Linked DNA regions of Homo sapiens: region 1 is linked to region 2. Evidence: chromatin loops called from intact Hi-C (ENCODE). Cell type or tissue: pancreas. All regions are shown on one strand. Each heading gives the region's core, and the rest is flanking DNA. Links, peaks and the distances in the headings are about the cores only.

Region 1 (2,500 bases), core at 1-2,500, 52 kb after region 2:
CAACGAGGGCATCTTCTCCCCCACGCCCGGGGAACTGGGATTCTCCTCCTTCCACAGACTCTTATCTGGACCCTACTTCTGGAGCCTCCCTTCACGCTTCCTGGGGGACAAGGTGGGTAGTGGGTGGAAAGGCAAAGGAAACTCCAGGCAGCAGGAACAGCGCAGGCAAAGGCTTGGAGGCGGGAGGGTCGTGGTGCCTTGGGAGAATAGTGAGATACACTGCATGGAAAAGGTGGCTGGAGCAGTGACAGGGCCCGAATTCAGGCCTCCGCAAGCTCCTGTCTAACCCTGGTCCCAGGTGACCTCCTATGGAGGAGAGCTGCGCTTCACAGTGACCCAGAGGTCCCAGCCGGGCTCCACACCCCTGCACGGGCAGCCGTTGGTGGTGCTGCAAGGTAACAACATCATCCTAGAGCACCATGTGGCCCAGGAGCCCAGCCCCGGCCAGCCCAGCACCTTCATTGTGCCTTTCCGGGAGGTGAGCAATACTGTCCCCTGGGGGTAGGGGTGCGGGCAGGCCCTTGCTCCTGCCTCTCCGGCATTCAATACTCCAGGACGTCAGGGGCTGAGCACATGTGTCCTCTCCTTGGCAGCAAGCATGGCAGCGGCCCGATGGGCAGCCAGCCACACGGGAGCACCTGCTGATGGCACTGGCAGGCATCGACACCCTCCTGATCCGAGCATCCTACGCCCAGCAGCCCGCTGAGAGCAGGTGTCTGGAGCCGGGGCAGGAGGACCAGCATGGGCTTGGGGAGGGGCTCCATCTAAGCGGTGCAGTACAGCACAGCCACTTACAGACTGTGTGACCCTTTTGTGCCTCACTTTCCCTGTCTGTAAAACGGAGAGTCTTAACAATGTCTCCCATACAGGCTGGTCTGGGGCCAGGCTCCCTAGAAAGAAGCCTGAGACGGGGATTGGGGTGCATGTGATTCACAAGGAGAGGGACGCAGGAGGGGGGAGGGGCCATGCAGGGATATGGTTTCAGGTCAAGTCTAGCCCCAGCCTCAGCCCACAGGGAGCTCTGGAGAGTCATTCGCCGGAGAGTGATCGTTCTTTCAGGCCCGTGGGCTCTTGTAGCCTGTATCAGCCTGTCATTGGGGACCCCAGGGGAACGAGGTGGTATAACCTCTCCAGGTGAGGAAGGGTGATGGTTTGGAGTAAGTTGCAGGTAACAGCTGTTTGCCACGGTCCTCGCAGCCTCTGGAGATCTGGACAGGGCCCCAGCAGCACTGTGACAGGGCTGTCGGGAGGACTAATAAGACCCTGCCAGTGGAGGACTCCAGGCGTGCCTGGCACAGAGCCAGCACTCCTATTCACGCTGGGTCTTGTCACGCCCAGGGTCTCTGGCATCAGCATGGACGTGGCTGTGCCCGAGGAAACCGGCCAGGACCCCGCGCTGGAAGTGGAACAGTGCTCCTGCCCACCCGGGTACCGTGGGCCGTCCTGCCAGGTGAGTCCTGGGCCCCACGCCAGCCCAGCCAGCCCCCTCCATGGTGCTTCCCGCTCCTTCTCCATGAGCCCTCCACACCTCCCCAGCCCTGGCCATCCAGTGCCCCTACCTGAATGGGCCGTGTTCGGAAGTCCCTCCCACTGCCATCTTTCTGCCCCCAGGACTGTGACACAGGCTACACACGCACGCCCAGTGGCCTCTACCTGGGTACCTGTGAACGCTGCAGCTGCCATGGCCACTCAGAGGCCTGCGAGCCAGAAACAGGTGCCTGCCAGGTAAGTCCCGCCCTCCTTCCGCCCACCCCAGCAATCTGTGGCCTCTGGAGGCCCAGCCTCAACTCACATCCTGCTCCTCCAGGGCTGCCAGCATCACACGGAGGGCCCTCGGTGTGAGCAGTGCCAGCCAGGATACTACGGGGACGCCCAGCGGGGGACACCACAGGACTGCCAGCTGTGCCCCTGCTACGGAGACCCTGCTGCCGGCCAGTGCGTCCAGTCCCTGCCTGCACCTGCCCTTCCCTGAAATGTCTACCACCCGCTCCCACACCCGCTTCATCCAGGGCCCTTCTGAGAGGCAGTGGTTAAATCCTGGCCTTACTGCCTGCTCAGTGTCACTTGGTGTGAGATACACTTCACTTTCAGGGCCTCAGCTGCCTCATCTGTGAAATGGGGTAGTCCACCCTCCTCAGCCCCTTGTGTGAGAGTTGAATGAGGCTATGCATGTGGAACTCTTAGCACAGTGCCAGGCATGCAGTGGCACTGAGGACACATGAGTTCACATGCCTGTTCTTCCCCTCCCCTCTCCCCTGGTCCTGAAGGAGGATCGGGGGAGAGGAAGGAGCCACTGCGTTCCTGACTAGAAATCTGCCCCCACACTCAGGGCTGCCCACACTTGTTTTCTGGACACAGACGGCCACCCCACCTGTGATGCGTGCTCCCCAGGCCACAGTGGGCGTCACTGTGAGAGGTGAGGCAGGGGGTGGAGAGGGTGGGGGGATGCGCACAGGGGGTGTCCCTGGAATCCTCAGGCAGGGCCCAGCGCTCCCAACCC
Region 2 (6,624 bases), core at 1,136-3,635:
GAAGGATGGAGCTGCCACTACCTGAGATGGGAAAGTTCCAGGAGGAGTGGGCAGGAGGTGGAGTCCAGAATTCTCAGAACAGTTAATTTATTTGTGTCTTCTCTTACGATCTCTTGTTTGGACAATAAAAATTCCTAAAAAAAAAAAAAAAAAAACCGGCAGGTGGGCCAGGAGTGGTGGCTCACACCTGTAATCCCCACACTTTGGGAGACCAAGGTAGGAGGATCACTTGAGCCCAGGAGGTGGAGGTTGCAGTGAACCATGATCTTGCCACTGCGCTCCAGCCTGGGTGATAGAACGCGATCCTGTCTCTTAAAAAAAAAAAAGAAAAAAGAATGGCAAGTGATGGAGGGGACAGCATGGGTGGGGGTTGGACTGGCTCACATGCCTGGCAGTCATCCCCCTACCCATCTCCAGCCAGGAGCTCCCCCGTCCCCACCCAAGCTGGGGCCTCTGCATTGGCTTATGGTGTAGGCGGAGGGGATCTTGCTGAGTGTTCATTTGTGGAGTTGCAGACTCTGCCTTAGAACTCCACAGCCGGAGCTCATGGCTTGTAGATTTATTCTTACCCCCTCATCTAGAGTGGAAGCTGCATGAGGGCAGGGACTTGGCTTTGTTCATTGCTGTTTGCCTGGTGCTAGGCAGATAGTAGGTGAACACATTAAAACTTCAAGTGAGGCTGGGCACAGTGGCTCACAACCTGTAATCCCAGCACTTTGGGAGGCCAAGGCGGGCGGATCACCTGAGGTTGGGAGTTCGAGACCAGCCTGACCACCATGGAGAAACCTCGTCTCTACTGAAAATAATAATAATAAAAAAATCAGCTAAGCATGGTGGCACATGCCTGTAATCCCAGCTACTCAGGGAGGCTGAGGCAGGAGAATCACTTGAACCCGGGAGGCGGAGGTTGTGGTGAGCTGAGATCGCGCCATTGCACTCCAGCCTGAGCAACAAGAACAAAACTCCATCTCAAAAAAAAAAAATCAAGTGAATAAAGGATGGGCGCGGTGGCTCACGCCTGTAATCCCAGCACTTTGGGAGGCTGAGGTGAGCAGATACTTGAGGTCAGGAGTTCGAGACCAGCCTGGCCAAGATGGTGAAACCCCGTCTCTACTAAAAATACAAAAAAGTTAGCCGGGTGTGGTGGTGCATGACTGTAGTCTCAGCTACTCAGGAGGCTGAGGTAGGAGAATCGCTTGAACCTGGGAAGCGGAGGTTGCAGTGAGCTGAGATCATGCCATTGCACTCAAGCCTGGGCGTCATTGCGAGACTCTGTCTCAAAACTACAAACAAACAAACAAATTCAAGTGAGCAAATTAATGGCTTTGAGGAAGCCAGCAGGCCAAGAAGGCCCAGGCTCCTTGCTGAGATTGGAAAGGGGCGTGCTCTGGCCCCTGCACTTGGGAGCTGCCTGCCCAGCCATGCTCTCTGCAGGGCCCCAGAAGATGTGGGACAAGCTGGGATGTCCACTCTGCCCTTTTTGACTTGTCTGTGTCCTCATTGGTCTCAGAGCCACTTCCCTGGGCACTGTGGTCAAGGGAAAGATGTGGGCTCAAAAGGCCCTGCCTTCAAGTCTTGGCCCAGCCCTGACTGGCTCTGTGACCTTGGGCAAGTTGCTTTACCTCTCTGAGCCTCAGTCAAATGTGAAATGGGGAGGCCTGCTTCCTGGTGGTTATGAAGTAACCAGGTGGATGCACCTTGCTCAGTGCCTGGAATGTGGCAGGTATTTGACAATCCGTGATTGCACTAAGTCTCGTTCCTGCTAAAGACAAGGCCGGTGGAATATCTGAGGCAGGGTTCCCAGGGCACAGCCGGGCACGCCTTCTCTATGACCCAGGTCCTGTACTGGGCTTGTTGAATGAATGGCTGTGTAAGGGGATTGTCCATTCCCTGGGCCTCTTTCGCAGTCTCAGAGCTCCGGGTGTAACTGCCTCTGATCTGTCACTGCCCCTCCTTCGCCTACCGAGGCCGCAGCTGTAGGACAGAGTCCATCCTTCCACCCTGATTGCTCCTTCCTGGACTGGGAGAAGGAGGGGGGCACACCCCAGGGTGTGGCCTGGGAAAGGCTGGAGTCTTTGGACGCCTTGTCCCCTTCCCAGATGTGTGCAGTTGGTGGGCTCTGAGCAACAGGAGGTGTGGCCAGGGGCTCCCATGGGTGCAGAAAGGATGTTCGTGCATCCTGAGGGTAGTGACAGTGGGGGGGGTGGGGGATGTCCTGGGACCCCATCCTAGCCCTGTCCCCCCCTGGCCTACACTGGAGGAGGCAGGACCTTGCCTGGGGAGCTCTGGGCCAACCTGCAGTTGGTCCTTACTTGGTGGGATGTGGGGCTGCTCGACTCTAAATCTGGCTCCCGTGGCCTCAGAGAAACAGCAGGACTCAGGAGAGAGAGACACACAGGCCTGGGGATCTCACCCCACCCCACCCTATGCTTTGGGCTTGGGCTGTTGGGTAGAGATGTGTCCCCCCTCCCCATCAGGCGGGTCACACCTAGGTGTTTTGTAACATTTGGCCTCTTTCCCCATCTTTCTCCCATCCCAGTCGGTGGGGAAGGGGAGGCCTGGCTGGGGCCTGAGCCTGGGGAGGACTTCAGAGGTGGCCTCGGGTCACTCCACAGATGCTTCTCCACGGGTGGGGCTGGGATTCCCAGCTGCCTCTGGCCCCTTCCCAGCCCACCTCCGGGTCCCTGCCACCACCTCCCCACTCCCTGCGCCTGCCCATGGCTCTCTCCCAGGAAGCCGGCTCCGGCCCCCACCTCCTGGTCCTGGCCTCCCCCTCCTAACTAACCCCAGCTGACTCAACCCTCTCCTTGTTTGGCGTTTCCAATTTTCAAATAGTTGGGAACTGGGATCATGCCTCTTCTTGGATCCCTTACTGGGCTGGATGGATTGAAATTCTGGCCTGATAAATCCCAGCCCTAGTGGCCTCTACTCTATCATTTTCTTTCTCTCTTTTTTTTTTTTTTTTTTTTTTTTTTTGAGACTGAGTCTCACTCTGTCTCCCAGCCTGAAGTGTAGTGGTGCGATCTCGGCTCACTGCAACCTCTGCCTCTCGGATTCAATAGCGATTCTTTTGCCTCAGCCTCCCTGGTAGCAGGGATTATGGATTACAGGCATGCACTACCACGCCTGGCTAATTTTTGTATTTTTAGTAGAGACAGGCTTTCACCAGGTTGGCCAGGCTGGTCTCAAACTTCTGACCTCAGGTGATCCACATGCCTCAGCCTCCCAAAGTGCTGGGATTGCAGGTGTGAGCCACCACGCCCAGCAGCCTCTATCACTTTCACGGCTCTTCACCCTTTCCTGCCTTTTGCCTTGCTATGACCCTTAGGCCAGAGGAACAGAAACCCAGGAGTTTCCTGGGGACAGACCAGTCTCTTCCCTGTCCTGGGACCTGCAGGTTCTCCTCCCCAGTGGCCTCAGTCACATAGGTCACCAGTCAATGTTCCCTGAGTGCTGACACCTTCTCATTAAAACTGCCACCCTCTTTAGAGCCAGGCCTCCCACTGGGCTCTTGCCAGGCATTATCGCATATAATACTCACAGCAATCTTTTGAAGTTGGCATTATATCTCCATTTTGCAGGGCAGGAAACTGAGGCATCAGGAGGGGGAGTTGGGGGCCAGATTCTCACTTGTAATCCCAGCACTTTGGGAGGCCTAGGAGGGCAGATTGCTTGAGGCTAGGAGTTCGAGAGCAGCCTGGCCAACATGGTAAAACCCCATCTCTACTGAAAATACAAAAATTAGCCGGGCGTGGTGGCTCATGCCTGTAGTGCCAGCTGCTTGGGAGGCTAAGGCAGGAGAATTGCTTCAACCCGGGAGGCGGAGGCTGCAGTGAGCCAAGACTGTCTCAAAAAAAAAAATAAAAATAAAAAAATAGAGGGAATGGCTGGCCCTTCATCCATCCAGTACGTGCCACACCTGGGAATGGAGCCCAGGTTGTCAGACTCCCAAGTCATCATTGTTTTCCTCAGTGGGTCCTGTTGTGTCCAGACAGAGGAAGTCTGGGAGGGCTGTGTGGAGAAGGTGGGTCCAGGCTGGCCTTGGCAGAGGGTTATAGGAGGCTGCATGTCTGCCACATGGGCTTTGCCAGTTCCTGCTTCACAGACTCGGGTGTCTTTTTACCCTTTGGCTTCCATTTCAACCCAGTGATAATGTTCCCCAGAGAGATGGATGTGACCTTCCCTGTGACTGAGACCCCTGGGAACCCTGATTCTTCTCAGTCAGGTCCCAAGCTCCCTGTGGGGCCTGCAGGTTTTGCCCTGTTGGGAGTTCAGTGAGTTTTGCTGAGCGGGGCCTGCTCTGAGCCAGCCCTGTGTCCCCCTCATACTGGGGGCTTGGGTGAAATGCAAGGCAGAGAAGCACATGGCTCAGCTGCGAGATGAAATCTACATCCAGGTCCCGCGTTGTGTTGTTTCAACAGCCCTGTGCAGTGGAAGCTTCAAGAATCCTTCCATCCATCCCTCTGTCCACTCATTTGTTCACATATTCAGCTAGTGCTGCCTGAGGACCTGCTGTGCGCCTGACATCGCGCTCATTGTTTGATCTGTGTTATCAATCCCCCTGTACATCTGGGGTTATGCCTCCATTTCCCAGATGAGAAGTAGCTCAGAGAGCAGGGAATAGTCAGGCGCAGAGGAAGGTAGAGGCTGCCTTCAGCGTCACCAGACCTCCTGGAAGAAATTGGAGGCATGGTCCCTACTCTCCGGATGCCTTGGATCTTGTTGGAGAGGCAGGACTCGTAAGCTATAAGTGCCCAACACAACTCAAAGTCCAGACAATAGCAGAGTGTCAGGGGAAGGAAAAGACTGATTGGGCATGAGTTATCTGGAAAGACTTTCTAGAGGAAATGGGGCTTAAAGAGCAAGTCTGATTTGGCTGGTAGAGGAGGAAAGCATTGTGGCAGGGGTCCAGGAGTTGTCCCCATTGTCCCTGGACTCACATTGTCCACATTGTTGTTGCATGTGCAAGAGCAGGAAGACACTCGCTTGCTGCCAGAGTCGTTAAGGTTGGGAAAGAATAAGAGGAAGTCCCCAAGATAGCTGAGGTGACATTCATTGCTGGTCAGACCAGGGAGGCAAGAGGTTAAGGCCTGGGCCTCCACTTGGTCACCAGTCAGCTACCATCTCTCCTCCCCGGGCCTCAGTTTTCCTACTCACAAGATGGGCTCCTTTCTTGTTTGTTGGCCGTCTTCCAAGCAGAAGAAAGGGACCCTGAGTTCTTGGAGAAAACTGCTCACTACCCCCCAAAAGTTGGTGGTGTTCCATTCTCTGGGGCCTGAGGGTGGTAGGCACCTCAAGGAGCCCACCATATCACCAATCCCATGTCTTCCTTCATTGACGCTATTGATTCCTTCCCCTGACACTGTTATTTTCTGGACTTTGAGTTGTGTTGGGCACTTATAGCTTACGAGTCCTGCCTCTCCAACAAGATCCAAGGCATCCGGAGAGTAGGGACCATGCCTCCAATTTCTTCCAGGATGTCTGGTGACGCTGGAGGCAGCTTCCACCTTCCTCTGCGCCTGGCTATTCCCTGCTCCATGAGCTACTTCTCATCTGGGAAATGGAGGCATAACCCCAGCTCCCAAGTGCCAGGCTCTGGGCTAGGGAAGCAGATGAAGGAGATGGCCCCTGTGCCCTAGACCTTGAAGCCTGTCCTGTCTTCTTGTGTAGCCCCAGAATCTCTCCTGCCGTGCTCTGTCCATGTCAGTTCACCTCTGCTCTTGGGTACCTGCTGCTAAGCTGACATCAGGGGCATTCATTGTAAATGTCTGTTTAGAAAGTGTGACTAGGAGTCACAAGATTCCTAAACTCTTACGTGATCCCAAGCCATTGAACTTCTTTGAGCTTAATTTTCCCCAGAAGCAAAATGGGACCGTTCATTCATTCGGCAAACATTCTCGGAGTGACAGCGGTATGCGAGGCCTTGTGTTGGATCTAAACACCACCGTGGGCTTATGGAGCTTGTGGTCTGATAGGGGAGAGAGGCTGAGTGGTGGGCCAGCTGGTAAAGGAGTAGGGAGAAGGAGGCTACATTCAAGGAAGACACTCGAGGACTATAGCAGGATTTCAGGGCCACCAGACCTCTGGGAGATCTCTTGAGTCTTTGTGACTTGGTCTCAGCACTCATTTGTGAGTCTGTTTCCCTTGCAGTGAGCCTGTGGGAGGAGAGGACCTGGGAGCCAGCTCCCCTGGGTGAGGGCAGGGGGAGGGCCCACAGCAGCAGAGAGAAGGGCAGGCCGATTTTATCGTGAGTCTCAGATGAGCTCATGGATGTGCAAAATAGCGAGGGCTATTTATGTTGAGTCTGGTTATTTTATTTTATTTTTTTTTTTGAGACGGAGTCTTGCTCTGTCGCCCAGGCTGGGGTGCAATGGCATGATCTCGGCTCACTGCAGCCTCCGCTTCCTGGTTCAAGCGATTCTCCTGCCTCAGCCTCCCGAGTAGCTGGGATTACAGGCGCCCGCCATTATGCCCAGCTAATTTTTGTATTTTTAGTAGAGATGGGGTTTCACCATGTTAGTCAGGCTGGTCTCGAACTTCTGACCTCAGGTGATCCGCCTCCCTTGGCCTCCCAAAGTGCTGGGATTACAGGTGTGAGCCACCGTGCCCGGCTGAGTCTGGTTA

What was found. Peaks named below come from ENCODE experiments on the same cell type or tissue, not always from the same donor. Only the 100,000 strongest peaks of a DNase experiment are listed, where the experiment ranks them.
Region 1: a loop joins it to region 2, with 5 times the contacts of the local background. A loop is called at or near these places in 5 of 110 quality-filtered maps.

What each region holds. Positions count from the first base shown.
Region 1 is chr1:21,873,841-21,876,340 of GRCh38, reverse strand. HSPG2 (heparan sulfate proteoglycan 2) reads left to right here. Exons shown (of 97, transcript NM_005529.7): 23 at 1-112; 24 at 299-478; 25 at 594-712; 26 at 1,339-1,450; 27 at 1,612-1,725; 28 at 1,808-1,935; 29 at 2,330-2,416. Among named protein-coding and RNA genes, the nearest start is that of HSPG2, 62 kb to the left of the region's middle. In pancreas, for the core only: no CTCF peak of the experiment used is centred there; DNase peaks (open chromatin) are centred at 450, 660 and 1,490.
Region 2 is chr1:21,923,114-21,929,737 of GRCh38, reverse strand. The region is part of intron 1 of HSPG2 (heparan sulfate proteoglycan 2); the gene reads left to right. Among named protein-coding and RNA genes, the nearest start is that of HSPG2, 11 kb to the left of the region's middle. RefSeq lists enhancers at 924-1,478, 1,479-2,035. In pancreas, for the core only: no CTCF peak of the experiment used is centred there; no DNase peak of the experiment used is centred there; H3K27ac peaks cover 326 bases.